Regions from separate parts of the Mus musculus genome. Here region 1 is linked to region 2. The links are chromatin loops, found by intact Hi-C in ENCODE. Cell type or tissue: left cerebral cortex. All regions are shown on one strand.

What was found. A loop is a pair of places that touch in the nucleus more often than their neighbours do. Peaks named below come from ENCODE experiments on the same cell type or tissue, not always from the same donor. Only the 100,000 strongest peaks of a DNase experiment are listed, where the experiment ranks them.
Region 1: it touches region 2 in a loop (3-fold over the local background); 5 of 42 quality-filtered maps call a loop at or near these places.

Annotation. Positions count from the first base shown.
Region 1 is chr16:49,694,157-49,702,156 of GRCm38, forward strand. It overlaps Ift57 (intraflagellar transport 57), which reads left to right and starts at 5,138. Exons shown (of 11, transcript NM_028680.3): 1 at 5,138-5,393; 2 at 7,698-7,860. The coding sequence starts at 5,182. In left cerebral cortex, no CTCF peak of the experiment used is centred here; DNase peaks (open chromatin) are centred at 4,504 and 4,983; H3K4me3 peaks cover 2,887 bases; H3K27ac peaks cover 1,128 bases.
Region 2 is chr16:49,496,971-49,504,970 of GRCm38, forward strand. No RefSeq gene overlaps it. Among named protein-coding and RNA genes, the nearest start is that of Gm4802, 88 kb to the left of the region's middle. In left cerebral cortex, a CTCF peak has its summit at 4,072 (motif pointing right); DNase peaks (open chromatin) are centred at 434, 780, 1,118, 1,482 and 3 more places; H3K4me3 peaks cover 575 bases; H3K27ac peaks cover 1,475 bases.

The DNA of each region.
Region 1 (8,000 bases), 200 kb after region 2:
ATTCCAATCTCTTTCAGCCCTATCTGACACCATAGTCACAGGGTTAGTCTTGCAGAAAAAAAAAAAAAGCTATTAAAAATACAGTATGGAGCTTCCCCGTCACTGAGATAACTCGGAAGAGGATATGAGTGGATATTCTCATGAAGGGAACTATTTCCACCAAGAAAAGGGCTGTCAGTTGTCGGCAGCTCTTACAGATAAATAAGGACATGTGGAAACATCTCTGCTTATTAAAGTTAAATGATATTTCTATGTTCTTTTCTATTTTCCCTCTGTGGGAAACCATAATGTGGTGAAGAATTTAATTTTCTCTCTTTTTATTGTTTATGTGCCAGAATTATTGGGAATAGTTTATACTTTAGTCCTTCCTTAGTTCTTTCCTCTGTCCTTCCTTCCCTCCCTCCTTCCCTCCCTCCCTCTTTTTTCTTTCTCCTTCCTTCCTTTCTTCATTTCTTTCTTTTTTTCCTTTCTTCACATTTTCAATGGAAAACTAATTCTTTACCTGCTTGCAAACCAGACCAAGTCTGGGAAGGAAATGGCTGGATTCTGGAAAAAGTATAACTTCCCGCCAAGTCAAAATACATACAGTATAGAAAGTCATCTACGAAGCAGTATTTGACTATTTCCTACTGTGCTGCATAACCTTCCGAGATGTCAGAACACCTCATGCAGGCAGCATGCTCTGAGGGAACGCCCACCCCTGCTATCCCAGAGCCTTTCAAGAGTCATTTAAAACCCATGAAACGCTTGTTGTTTGTATGAATATTTGTGACTCTTATTTTATTTCTAAAAAGCTTCATCTTCATCTTGTAAGGCTCTCAACTTCCATGTGTGGTCATTAAATATGGTCATGTCTGGGGGTAATCACTGTTGTAGGATAGCTAAGAAAATTAAAAGCTAATTTGACAGGGGGTAGAAGCAAACTAAATCTCTCCATTTGTCTCTACTAATAGCCACTAGCTCATGACTTACAAAGCAAGGCTATTTAAAAAGCGGTTCTAAGGTTGTGGATACAGCTCAGTGGGTAAACATTGTGCTGCAGGTGTGTAGACTTAAGTTCAATTCCCCAGAACCTATATAAACAGGAGGACTATAGTGTGGGTTTACAGTTCTACAGAAATATAGAAGGCAGAGATGGGAGAATCCCCTAGACCAGTGGTTCTCGAAAGGCTATAACCCTTTAATACAGTTCCTCATATTGTAGTGACCACAGCCATGTAATTGTTCTCATTGCTACTTCATATCTGTAATTTTGCTACTGTTATGAATCATAATACAAATATCTGATATGAAGGATATCCTATATGTGACCCCACACACACCCAAGAGGGGTCTTGTGACCCACAAGGTTGAGAACTGCTGCCTTAGAAGTTTACAGAACTAAAACAAGTCAATGGCCTTTCTGTACACAAAGGATAAACAGGCTGAGAAAGAAATTAGGGAAACAACACCCTTCTCAATAGTCACAAATAATACAAAATACCTTGGTGTGACTCTAACTAAGGAAGTGAAAGATCTGTATGATAAGAACTTCAAGTCTCTGAAGAAAGAAATTAAAGAAGATCTCAGAAGATAGAAAGATCTCCCATGCTCGTGGATTGGCAGGATCAATATAGTAAAAATGGTTATCTTGCCAAAAGCAATCTACAGATTCAATGCAATCCCCATCAAAATTCCAACTCAATTCTTCAACGAATTAGAAAGGGCAATCTGCAAATTCATCTGGAATAACAAAAAACCTAGGATAGCAAAAACTCTTCTCAAGGATAAAAGAACCTCTGGTGGAATCACCATGCCTGACCTAAAGCTGTACTACAGAGCAATTGTGATAAAAATGGCATGGTACTGGTATAGCGACAGACAAGTAGACAAATGGAATAGAATTGAAGACCCAGAAATGAACCCACAAACCTATGGTCACCTGATCTTTGACAAGGGAGCAAAAACCATCCAGTGGGGAAAGGACAGCATTTTCAACAAATGGTGCTGGCACAATTGGTGGTTATCATGTAGAAGAATGTGAATTGATCCATTTCTATCTCTTTGTACTAAGGTCAAATCTAAGTGGATTAAAGAACTCCACATAAAACCAGAGACACTGAAACTTATAGAGGAGAAATTGGGGAAAAGCCTCGAAGATATGGGTACAGGGGAAAATTCCTGAATAGAACAGCAATGGCTTGTGCTGTAAGATCGAGAATTGACAAATGGGACCTCATAAAATTGCAAAGCTTCTGTAAGGAAAAAGACACCATCAATAAGACAAAAAAAGCCACCAACAGATTGAGAAAGGATCTTTACCTATCCTAAATCAGATAGGGGGCTAATATCATATATATATATATATATATATATATATATATATACACACACACACAGATAGGGGGCTAATATCATTCATATATATATATATACACGCACACACACACACACACACACACACACACACACACACATCAAGAAGGTGGATTCCAGAAAATCAAATAACCCCATTAAAAAATGGGGCTCAGAGCTAAACAAAGAATTCTCACCTGAGGAATACCGAATGGCTGAGAAGCACCTGAAAAAAATGTTCAACATCCTTAATCATCAGAGAAATGCAAATCAAAACAACCCTGAGATTCCACCTCACACCAGACAGAATGGCTAAGATCAAAAATTCAGGTGACAGCAGATGCTGGCAAGGATGTGGAGCAAGAGGAACACTCCTCCATTGTTGGTGGGATTGCAAGCTTGTACAACCACTCTGGAAATCAGTCTGGTGGTTCCTCAGAAAATTGGACATAGTATTACTGGAGGATCCAGCAATACCTCTCCTGGGCATATATCCAGAAGATGTTCCAACCTGTAAGAAGGACACACGCTCCACTATGTTCATAGCAGCCTTATTTATAATAGCCAGAAGCTAGAAAGAACCCAGATGCCCCTCAACAGAGAAATGGATACAGAAAATGTGGTACATTTACACAATGGAGTACTAGTCAGCTATTAAAAAGAATGAATTTATGAAATTCCTAGGCAAATGGATGGACCTGGAGGGCATCATCCTGAGTGAGGTAACACAATCACAAAAGAACTCACACAATATGTACTCACTGATAAGTGGATATTAGCCCAGAAACTTAGAATACCCAAGATACAATTTGCTAAACACATGAAACTCAAGAAGAACGAAGACCAAAGTGTGGACACTTTGCCCCTTCTTAGAATTGGGAACAAAACTCCCATGGAAGGAGTTACAGAGACACAGTTTGGAGCTGAGACAAAAGGATGGACCATCTAGAGACTGCCATACCCAGGGATCCATCCCATAATCAGCTTCCAAACGCTGACACCATTGCATACACTAGCAAGATTTTGCTGAAAGGACCCAGATATAGCTGTCTCTTGTGAGACTATGCCAGGGCCTAGCAAACACAGAAGTGGATGCTCACAGTCAGATATTGGATGTATCACAGGGCCCCCAATGGAGTAGCTATTGAAAGTACCCAAAGGAGCTAAAGGGATCTACAACCCTGTAGGTGGAACAACAATATGAACTAACCAGTACCCTGGATCTCTTGACTCTAGCTGCATATGTATCAAAAGATGGCCTAGTTGGCCATCAGTGGAAAGAGAGGCCCTTTGGACTTGCAAACTTTATCTGCCTCAGTACAGGGGAATGTCAGGGCCAAAAAGTGGGAATGGGTGGGTGGGGGAGTGGGCGGGGGACTTTTAGGATAGCATTGGAAATGTAAATGAAATAAATACCTAATTAAAACAAAAGAAATTTAAAAAAAGTTTACAGAAAAGCTGTCTGTCTCAAAGTAGTAGTTGAGGACTGATATAGAAGGTTGTCCTCTGACCTCCACCTGTGAGGCGTGCAATTACCCAGTTATCCTTGGATTTCTCATCTCCATTTTATTTTCTACATAAATCAGTAGTTTTATGTGTGTCTTTTATTTGATGAATAGCAATGTTTTTCATTTGGATACCTTTATTAGCATTAGAAACAAGGCTGATTAGAAAGAAAAACTCTTCCTTTTATCACAAGGATTTTTACAAATATGATTCAGATTTTAATTATGTCAAAAATATGATCCTGCTACATTATTTAGGGTGTGATATAAGCTGTTGATGACCCCTTAACAGGCACAGGGTTAATCAGACAAATGTTACACCTCTTGCTTCTGAGTTATCTTAAGAAGTAGCTAGGCAACTTCTCTTCGCTTCACTTCTTATCTTTAACTACAAGAAAGATTGCCTGATGCAGTACTTTATTGTAAGGATAAGTCACATCCCTGGTCAGTTATGTCTCCATGTGTTTTCTAGGTCAATACGTGCTGACATAATAGCAGAAATGTTCTTATCTAAATGTAAGTGCTACAATGCAGCACTTCCTTTCCAGATACTATATTTTGTGGGATTTCATTAGTACTCAAGAATTTAAATCTGCATGGGCTCGGAACAGATTGAGGCCAATGTGTGTGTGGTATAAATCTTTTCCCAAGCTGCCCTCTTCCAAGCAACCGCTTTCCTAATGGAGTGAGATAAGATCATTGTAAGACTTTAAGTCTTATTTAGAATATACTCGTAAGTCTAGCACTATCTAATAAGCAATTAAGTTAAGAAATAGACTAGCAGTCTTGCGGGTGGAATTTCTGAGGTAATGTGAACCTAAGGACAGCGAGTTTCACCACAACTTCCCACTTTGAGAAAATAAAACAAGAATCACTGAGCAAGCATAACCTCCAACACTCTGTTCTGCTTCGTTTCAGTCCTTTGAATTGCTACCTCGATGACCAGATGTCTGTTCATTCAGCAGCCCTGAGCAGAATACCAGATCCTGTGCTCCTCTTGGCTGTACTCAGCATGCAGCGCTAAATAGCTGGGGACCCTACGCCTTTAAGGCGCGCGGGAGAGGCGGAAGAGGTGGGGGACGATGCGCCACGCCCATAGGGCGGAGCTACCCCCTAGGCCAGGGACCAGCATGGCGTGACGTCACGTAAGAATCCAGCTTTGATTGGTGAAAATTTAGAGAGGCCGGCTGGGAGCGAAGGAGGCGGGTCTGGTTGCCGTGGTGACCGGCTGCCCTGCGGTTGCCTGGTAACGGTGGGGACTGTGCGGTCTGTGGGGTGCGGGCGGCGAAGGCTGCAGAGATCCTGGCCGGAGCCCAGCCGGGCGCTGGGGGTCTGAGCAGGGATGGCCGCCGCGGCCGCGGTGATCCCGCCGTCGGGCTTGGACGATGGGGTGTCTCGGGCTCGCGGGGAAGGCGCAGGGGAGGCTGTGGTGGAGCGCGGGCCAGGAGCGGCCTACCACATGTTCGTGGTGATGGAAGACTTAGTGGAGAAGCTGAAGCTGCTCCGCTACGAGGAGGAGCTACTCCGAAAGAGCAATCTGAAGCCCCCGTCCAGGTGCGTGCCTTGCCCCCAGCGCCGGGTGCTGGCTGGACCCCAGGGGGACGCTCCCCCTTAGGTGAGGCGAAGACCCCGCGCGGGGGTCCTTACATCCCTTCCTCTGGCTTCTGTGCTCAGGAAGGAAACTTCCGCACTGTGGAAGGTGTAGTTTTTCAGACTTGATCATTTTGTGGAGAAAGTAAACAAGTTTTGTAATGGCAGGGAGGACTGGGGAAGACAGTCTGCCCATTTTTCAAAACAGTCACGCACCGTCTACCAAACACAAATCTTGTTTTAAATATAATAAAATACCCAAAGTAGAAAGGGTAGAAAAACCTATCTCTAGCGATGAGCGCCCTTATCATTTAGATCTCTTTCTAGTTTATGTTTTCCTTTGCTAGACTTTGTAAACTAACAACTGTGAATACTTAGGACATTTCTGAGCAGCACTTGTTATGTAGTAAGTAAACTTGTGGGCTAATTACTATGGTTCAAACGACTTAGTGCTTTTGCAACAATACTCTTAGAAAATGGGAAGTGGAGAAGGCAAATGAAATAAGTGTTTGGAATGGCCCTCAATATAGGACCTAAAGTTCCCGCTTGCGGTAGTGGGGAAAGTTTGGAATATCCCCAAGGCAGAGCCTATAGTTGTCAAGAGTGATAGACAAAAGTCCCTCCTGTAATCATGGTAGCTTAGTGATAACTGTGTTCTATTGCTTTTTTTTCCCTCTAAATCCCGTGTTTGTTTTATTCTGTAAGAAGAAATTAAAGAGTTATTTATCGTACTTTCTTTTCCATCAATGGGACACATATCATTTCTCTTGGCAGTTTTAAGCTCTTACCCTCTTCCAGACAGGTCTGGAAGAATTCTTGTATAAAATCTGCCCACAATGCCAAGTTAGTCTGTAAAAGGAGAAAAATTAGAGAAGAAAGATCATCTTGATCCTGATCCATAATAGAAGTTTCTAGATTGGGATTATTATTTAAAATAAATTGGTCATAGTAATATAGATGGCCAACATTTTTGGTGGGGATAAAAGTGTTAAGTTTTTCAAATTTATCTGTCAAACAAAGGGAAAGTGGACTTACTATTAATAGTAATATTATTAACGAGCTCTTATTAATGCCTTGCTGTACTGAAACTCAAAGCTTGAGCAAGACACTTTGTACCACGGATTTGTGTGGAGATATTCTAGCCAGTAGGTCAAGGTGTCACCATCAGACTAGCACGTCCACATCACCTGGGGATGTAGGAAGAAGTTGTCAGGCTCTTGTCCAGGTCTGCCTTTTCAGAAGGTCTGGAGATAAAACATCTGTAGGTGATTCTGATATACCTTCATGCTGCCGAATCCCCATCACAGGCCCACAGTATCTGTCAGTGTCCCTTCCTCTGGCCTCAAGGAGTGATAATAAGGAATAAACAGTTATTGGTGGGTAAATTCCTTGTAAACCTGTACCTGAACATTTATACTTTCTGGATGGAAAAAGTTTAGAAAATAGAAGTATAGATCACTGATTCTTATGTAATTGGTTTTATACATACACACACATTTAAAAACATAAGTCATTAGTCTCTTTAAATTCATATTATATATATGTGTATATATATATGTATGTAATAGTGATAGCAACATAGAGAAAACAAAGCAGATCTCTGATTCACCTTTTGGATGATGCTAGTTGTACCTTTTATGTCCTCCTTAGCTCTGTACAAATCTACCCTCATGGGAACATATCTAGTACAGTAATGGAATTAGCAAAGTGCAGCAGTGGTGACGTGTGGGGACCTCATGGAGGTTCTTGTTCCTTTCTGAAACCCTGCACCATCTAAGTTGGGAACCTCTGAAATGTACCTGTGTAGGGTTCCATTCCCATAAGTTATGGTTGTGCAGGACTGAGGGAAGACGCTCCTGGCAGCACTTTAAGGAGTTGATTGGAATATGTAGCTAAGATGTTTGGCATAGCTGGTAGGCTACAACCAGTAAAAACATGCTAAGTTATTAGTCTCTTTAAATCCACAGTTGCCACTTGGGGGGCGGAGGAACTTACTCATGACCAGTTAATTGATTTTGACCAAACCTTCATGCCATTCTCAAAAATTACTACCTTCCATTCCCTGGTTGTAGGGGGTTTTGGTCAAATATTTTGTGTGCTGTAGGGATTGTCCCTTGATACTAGCTCGAAACGTTCTGAGTGCCGTGAATCACTAGATCGTTCAAGAGTATTAATGAAGGATGCTTGAGGGACAATTAGCAACTTTGGACTTACTCACTGTTGACTTGCTTTAGCTTACACATCCAATCCTCCCTTCCTTTGAAACAGACACTACTTTGCTCTGCCTACCAACCCAGGCGAGCAGTTCTACATGTTTTGCACTCTTGCTGCGTGGCTGATCAACAAAACTGGCCGTGCCTTTGAGCAGCCTCAAGAATACGACGATCCCAATGCAACTATATCTAATATACTCTCTGAGCTTCGCTCTTTTGTAAGTGAGATACTCTCTTCTCCGTATTCTCAGACTGTGGATTTCAATAGTAACAGTTCAGTAACAGGTACTAGCCTTTCAGATGACTCTTTTGGAAGAGTAGACAGACAGACTGATAATTGACTGATATGAGTGATTTT
Region 2 (8,000 bases):
TTCTGTCCTTCCCCCATCCATAAAGAGCCCCCTCCCCCATTTCCCCTATCAGATCACTTGTATCCCCCTATGCACCTCCCTGCTTTGCTCCCCAACACCCCTTTCCTGGCAATGGTCCCATTTTACTTTCTTATTTTCTGCAGTTACTACCAGCTATGTTCATACATCTGGAGACTTGGAGCTGGGAGTCTCCGCTGAGAAATTACATGTGACATTTATCTTTCCAGGTCTGGGTTACCTCACTCAATATGATCTGTTCTTGTCCCATCCATTTACACTCACGAAGACCTGCCACATACTTTTAAAAAGCTGTATATGGCTATGAAAGTAACTCAGTCAGTAACTCCATCAGGGGCATGATTCCAATGCCCAGAATAAAGCACAAAAATTCTGGTGTGTCAGAGGTGTGCTATCCCAGAGCTGAGAGGTAGAGATGGGGGGTGGGAGGAGCCATCTGAGACTTCTTGGCAAGCTCCAGGCCATTGGATTATCTTGTCTTGAAAAAAAGATGACTAGCAATGAAGAATGACACTCAAGGTTGACCTTTGGCCCGCACACACATATACATAAGGACACCCATCATGAGCCCACAATACTCTGTAAACACACATATCCCCAAATATAAAAGGCTATTATGTAGCCTTTCTATTAAGGATGAGGGATGCTTCCTTAACTGTACCTTATTCATTTCCAGATCTGCTTAGCCACAATGGCAAGGATTTCTGCATTGCCACATCATACACATACATTTGCACATTGGTAAAAATAGTGCAGACGAGTGAATCCCTAGAAATGAAATTTCTGGGTTAAAGGAATGAATTTTAAATTTTGAATATGCTGCCAAACGGCAAGCCAATAAAGCAGGATGCTTCCTGTGGAGCCAATGTGGTGTGCATGATGTGCTTTGGAAGCCAATCTGTTGCTCTCAGAGTCTTCTCTGTTGACCTGTGTTGTACTTGACCAGCTCTGACTGGAGTCTTGTCTGTTGACCTGTGTTGTACTTGACCAGCTCTGACTGGAGTCTTCTCTGTTGACCTGTGTTGTACTTGACCGGCTCTGACTGGGCTGTGAGATGTGTTAGAACTGTAGCCCCCAAACTCAGCCATGTAACCACCTGGGAACAGGAAGCCAAGCCCACCACAGAATTTCTGATTCAGTGGATGGAGCCTGCAAATTTGCATTTTTTACAGGCTTTCAGGTGAAGCAAATTCCCATACTTAGGGTAGGACTGGAATATGGGGGCTTGTTTTGTTCTGTTTTAAGCTCTGCCGGTGATTGTAAGGCATAGTCAGAGTTGAGGCAAACTTCCCCTACATTTTCTCCAAGCAGGAAATGATTATTATTAACCCAAGAGTTTTCACTTGATGTCTTTAGTATTGTAAGTTTTTAACATTCTTGGCTTAACTCATTATAGCATATGACTTCAGAAACAGAGGAGCAGATGTGTTCTTGACTCTCATTCTTCTGGCTCCAGAATTCCTGGTACTATTTGGCCCTGCTCCATATCTTTTAGAGAATAGAGCCTCTCTTCAGGAAAAATCTGAACCAACCACAGTAGTGTAGTATCAGGTGTCTAAGGCTTGCCACTTTCTGGCTGACTCGCTGTCAAAGGCTTGTGTTTATGAGAGGCTCACTAGAACTGCCCTGTGTCTGAGTGAAAGCTACTGTCCTTCTAGAACCCCATCTGGCTGGCTGGACTGTCTGGGATCATGCTTTGGCTGCTGGTGGATGGTGTCCTGCTTATGCTTAAAGTTTCTATCCCAGTGTTGATTGGTGACTGGCACAATGAGACACTGGTATCAACAGAGAAGCACACCAATTAAAGTGCAGGGATTCCTGGACTGGGGTCTGTAAACGAGAGGAACTCTGTGTAGAATCTAGCACACCCACTGAAGTGCAGGAATTCCTGGTCTGGGGTCTATATGTGAGAGGAACTCTGTGTAGAATCTGACATGGCTCCTGAGAAGCAGAACTATGTGAAGTTATATGTATGCATACATATGTGCAAGGCACAAAACTCTGAATTAGGCTCTGAGGACCCCAACCTTCATCAATTATTGAGACCATTTCTGGCAGCTGGCAAAAAAATATATCATAGAAGGGATGCCTTCTAACTTAAAGTAACAGTAATGGGTAGCCTTGCCGTAAAGTTACCAAGGATAAAATTGGTCCCAGTAGTCCTTTGTAGAGAAAGTTGTGCTGATATCATGGAACAGAGATGAAACCTCCTCTCCAACATAGATGGTCTTTCCTCTCTCCCCAGAGCTAGTTTCTAGTCTCATGAACCAGATTTGAAACCGCATCAAGAATTTAGCAGAAATGGAAAAGGTCATGTTATTGAATCAATAAGAGGCCAAAGCCCAGGCCACACTGGAAGAAACAGAGGTAGATCAGAAGGGAAAGGAAATTCTTCCTTGGTGTAGTGGCTGTTCCTGGTTGTCAACTTGACTATATCTGGAATGAACTGCAATCCAGAATTGGAAGACTCACTTGTGATCCTGATCTTGAGGCCAGAAGATACAAGTTTCTGACCTGGATCTTGGCATGGAGATCTTGGGGTATAGTGGCTATGAATCCCAGGAGAGTAAAGCAAGGAGATCTCGGAGTTCAAGGTCATCTGGGATAAAGCAGGTCCCAGGTCCAGGTGTGGTGGTACACACGTTTAATCTAGGCCACACCTTCTGCTGGAGACCTACGTAAGGACATTGGAAGAAGGAAGATCCTCTCTCTTCTTTTCCTGCTTGTCTTCTGGGACTGAGCAACTGCTAGATCTTTGGACTTCCACTCAAAGCTGCAGCGGACCATTGTTGGGAAGTTGGAATACAGTCTATAAGTCATCACCAAATCCCTTTACTATATAGAGACTACCCATAAGTTCTATGACTCTAGAGAATCCTGACTAATACACTAGGGAAGATCAGCCTTCCCGAATTAACATGTACCACAGTATGGCACCTACCCATATGTCCATAACTCCAGTCTCAGGGGATCTGACACCTTCTTCAGACTTCCTAAGACACTAGGCATGCCACTAATGAGTATACACATATGCAGGCAAAACATCCATACAGGTAAAATGCTGTTTATTTGGTTTTTTTTTTTTTTTTTTTTTTTTTTAGTCAAAAGACTAAATATTCTCATAGCTATCTCCTCTTCAAACAATCAGCTAGAATCACTTTCCCTTGGCCCAAAGAAAGACCTTAGATAGGTTTTGAATGAGATTCTATGTGGTATTCTCAGACAATGTTTCTGAAAGCCCAGCCTATTTGGTAGAATCTTCAGTGTTAAGATACAAAGGTCACAAACAGTATCTGGCTTTGTCCCTGGGGTAGGCTACATAATTGGGAGAATCCTGAAAATGCCCTCATTTCCGAGAAGACTGAACAAGTGAACTGACAAGTTGGTTAATAAACCCTATGTAACCTCTTGACTCCCAGATGAACTCCATCTTCTTGATTCAACCTTCAACTGTAGACACATTGACTCATTGAAATTCAGCAGCTCTCTATACCACCACCAGGACAGGAAATAAAAGGCTCAGCAACTAATTTCAGGCAAAGACCTTTAGGAAGACATAGTTATGATAAAGACTGAGAGACCACCTGTACAAGCAGTGTCATTAGATCCACCTCAGCACTACAACTCTATCAGAAGCCAGGGAGGCAGATGTGTCCACTCGGCACTGTGTGCAGCTTTCCAGTGGCCAGCTCAGCTGGTTCTAGGTCATACTTATTCCTTTGTGTTTTCCATGTTTGTATAATGAATATTTTCCCATAATCGAATGAGTTCAGGTGGTAGAGTGGTGTCCCTGGAAGACTAGCTCTCATTTGCTTGATGAACTGTTTTCTTTACTTCCTGTCTTTGACTCTCTGACTATCCTTTCTGGGGGCCCACTGAAACAGCTATGTTAGCTATAAGGCTTCAGTGGTTAAAAAGTCACACGTAAGGTACTTTTCCACTGCCAGCTTTAGCTCTGTGTAGTATATCTTCCTTCTAGTGCGTTCAGTCAACCATCACTCAGCCCAGAGGGTGACATTGAGGACACAGCGCTCATTCCATTAGTACCACTAGATGGCAGTATATTCTACCAGCCTCATCAGGGCATGGCTTTATCAACTTGGCCATGTATTGGGGGTTTCTTTTTATTTGTTTGAGAATTTCATACAACATATTTTGAACTTATTAACCCCTGTCCCAATTCCTTCCTGAACGCACTCAGACACCCTCCTTCCCCATCCACCTAATAATAATATGCAGTTCCTTTTTTTCTAATTTCCTTTCTTCCTTCCATTCTTCCTCCCTTTCTTCTTTCTTTCCTTCCATGGAGTCATTCCCTCATAATGGATCTGAGGGCATGCATTTACAAGAATATATATATATATATATATATATATATATATATATATATATATATATATATATATGCATCCTTCCTTGTTCTACATTTAATACTCTTGACTGATTCATCCTAAAAGTGGAATATTCTAGAAAAATTCAAGCATAATAAATGTAAGCATTTAAATATAGTCACATCCAACCTGGAAGTTTTCTATTTTAAAAACTACTTTAGAATTCCAGTTCTTGAGCTATAGCTAAAAGGCCTAAGAATTAATGTGTGTATATATATATATATATAAACTCAAGTTATCCCCGGTGAACTCCTCTAAACCTTCATGTTCTCAGTGCATTGTAGAAGGTTAAAGGTGTCCATTTCCTCTTGAAGAGACTTACCATTCCCTCTGAGTACGTTCTTATCTAAGTGTTTGCTTGGGGTTTATACTGAAGTCAGCACCAAGATAACAAAGGAGATGTAACTTTTTTTATTTGAGAATTATTATTCTGTTTTGCTTTGAAAGCTAACGGTAAGCATTCCTCGGGCTACAGAGTTTGGTTCATCGTTAGAACTGGCCAATTAGAATTGGACAGAGTTAACTGGCCAATAGACAGTAGTCCACTTAGGTTCTCATGTCATTAATATCTAGCAATGTTTTGTTTGCATTTCTTATTCTTTTATATACATTTTGTCTTTGGAACAAGTCTTAAAGTGAACATGTTAAAAGTAGGGGCATCTTTATAACAGTCCTGGGAATAAATCCTTCACCTTTATCTAACTACTCAGAGATTCAGTAGATCTTCCTACCATAATAAGAGTCCTTTACACAGTAAAATCTGTTAAGTGCATCCTGAACCATTTTATTCTGCATTTGGTGGCATTAGGGCACTACTGTGTTGCTTGTTCCCTAAATGCTTTTCCCTCTATCTGTCTGTAATGTCTATAATTAAACATAAGGGCCCAGCTAGGAGTTGCATCCTTCCTTGTTCTACATTTCTAATACCCTTGGCTGAGTCTTCCTAAAAGTGGAATATTCTAGAAAAATTCAAGCGTAATAAATGTAAGCATCTAAATATAGTCACATCCAACCTGGAAGTTTTCTATTTTAAAAACTACTTTAGAATTCCAGTTCTTGAGCCTAAGAACCTCAGTTCCGTGAGGGGAAAAATATGGCCTGTACAAACAACTAGTCCATCCTGTTCTAACCTTTAGGGTCTAGTTTGAACCCAGAGCTCTCCCAGGAACCCTGAAGAGAGCTGCTTCAGCAATGGAGATTTTTGAGATTTAAAGAACCCCAAAAGTTCAATTCAGGCAGGGCCTTCGTTGGATGCCTTTAACATATTCACTTCAGAGAGCTCTGGAGTGAGATGAGAAGAGTCTCCGTCACGGCAGCTTCAACTCTCAGAAGCGGAAGCAGAATTTGAGAAGAAAAGGAAGAAACAGAAAACCAGAGGTTTGCACCCTCGCGCTGATGAGCAGCGGCTGTGGGTTTCGGAATCTTCTCAGGAACAGAGTACATCCTATGTGGCTGCCTTTAGGACAAGGTTTGGGGTCTTGCCAAAAAAACAAAGCAAACCAAAACCAAACCCAAACAAACAAAAACCAGTCTCACTGAGCTCTAGAACCTAGGGCATTAGTGCGATATCATTCACATGGAGCAAACAATGCTAATAGCTGCAGGTTTTATTTTCTTATGTTCAGCTGTCATATGAGGCCCCAGGAAAACATCAAAATGCACTCACAGGCCACACACACACACACACACACACACACACACACACACACACACTCGCGCACACACGCAGAGGGGGGCGGGGTGAGAGAGAATTCGAGTATCCTTGAATTCAAATCCCTTTCTTAGGTGTCAAAAAACTGAAGATGCTGAAGCATGGAAGAAACACCTGTCAGATGAGAAAGAAAGAAGTGTTTGCAAGTCCCTGCCTGCTACAGGGAAAGGGCAAAGGCAAAACTATGGCTGCTTGATGCATCCCTACTGAAAGGACTGAGTGTTAATGGTGTTAGTGTAACTAAGTGACATAGGCTCCCATTTGCTGGATCTCTTCTTTATTCTGTCATGGCAAGTTGGTGACTTCACACATTATGTTGCTTAGCTTCTAGGGGGAAGGTGGGAGATAAAACAAATCAAAACAAAAACAAAACAAAAAGCCCACCAACTACAGAAGGTGGGGAGGGAGGGGAGGGAGTCAACATTGCCAAAGTGTTTCTCAGCATACAGATCAAAGGTACAATTACAAACTCGGGTGATTAACAACAATTATATTATCTATCTGATTAGTTCCCCTAGGTCAAAGCTATGTGTTAAAAAGGAAATCGTTTGAGCCTGAAGTTTAACTTGGTTTCAATATATTGGCTAGGCAACTAAAGGACAGTCAAAACCAAAACAAAGGAAGCCCATTAATGTGTAGACTGGCTTCTTTCTCAAAGGTTGTTTTCAGCCTCAGTTCCCATGAGGTCAATATTTAATAAGGGTGTCAAGCTAAATTTGGCTGCTTGTGTGTTTGAGTTAGCCTAGCTCTTGCTTTCTGGCATTTCATAGAATTGACTGTGGTGAGAAAATCTGGTCTACTTGAAAGACTGCGAATCAAGCTCTCAAAGAAGGTTCTGATGCACTGCAAAAATACTGTGCCTTGAAGTCTGTCCTACTTCCTTCCACAAAGAACAAAAACTGAAAGTACTTTTGCAAGGGAGAAAAAAAAAAAAAGCTTGATTTCAGGTAACGTCAAACCTCAGCTATAAATAAACTCTGTGAGGAAACTGAATCCGCAGAGAGTCTGTGTCGCATCAGGTACATCCGAATGTCGGAGAACAGCTTCCCAATTATAATCATCAGTGCAAAGGAAGTCAGAGATCCAAACAGCTAAGGTTAAGAGGAGAAAGCTGAAGGGATCATGAGCTGTGATGGGCGGGAAAAGGAAGGGGCGGCTGAGGCTCTGGCATGAGCTCAGTATACGCGCGTTAGCTGATGACTCACAGTGGCTATAATCAGTACATCCAGAAAGGACAGATGAGCATCTCACAAAACAGTGCGCACCACCCCAGACCCTCGCTGCTCTGTACGAGTGCAGATTGCAGCAAATGCCCTTCCCTAATCGTGTGATTCAGTCTGAGTCTAGTGCAAGGAGGAAAGGGCGTAGAATTCCAAGGGAAAATATATGTAGTCACGAAAGTCCAAGCAATCAAGAATAATAAGACAAATTTTAGACCTCAAAGGAAATTATCACCAGAAAGCAGGATGAGGTTCAAGGTCATGCTTCTGTAATCTCCATAGAAACTCAGGCAGTCTGATAATACAGAACCCAGAAAATTGAAGGGACAGAGAAAGCAACAGAGGGCGGAGACTCGACCAGACCTTAATAATGTAGCAAATTGTGATTGAACTCACTAATTCCCGAGTGACCCAGCATGGACCCATTGGTAGGGAAATGACGGAACAGATGTTACACAGCCTCCTCTAGACTTGATAAGACCTCCACACTCAGGAACTCAAAGGTGCCCTAGTTGCCTGCAGGCAATCAAGCCAATCAAAATTCCAGCAGAGATGGGCGTGGAACTCACAGGCCCCACCTCCAAGCTATTCTTATTGATGGCTGCTGGGAGGATAGTTCCTTTTCTTCCAGGGATGTGCTCCTTGGTAGGTTGCCCATGC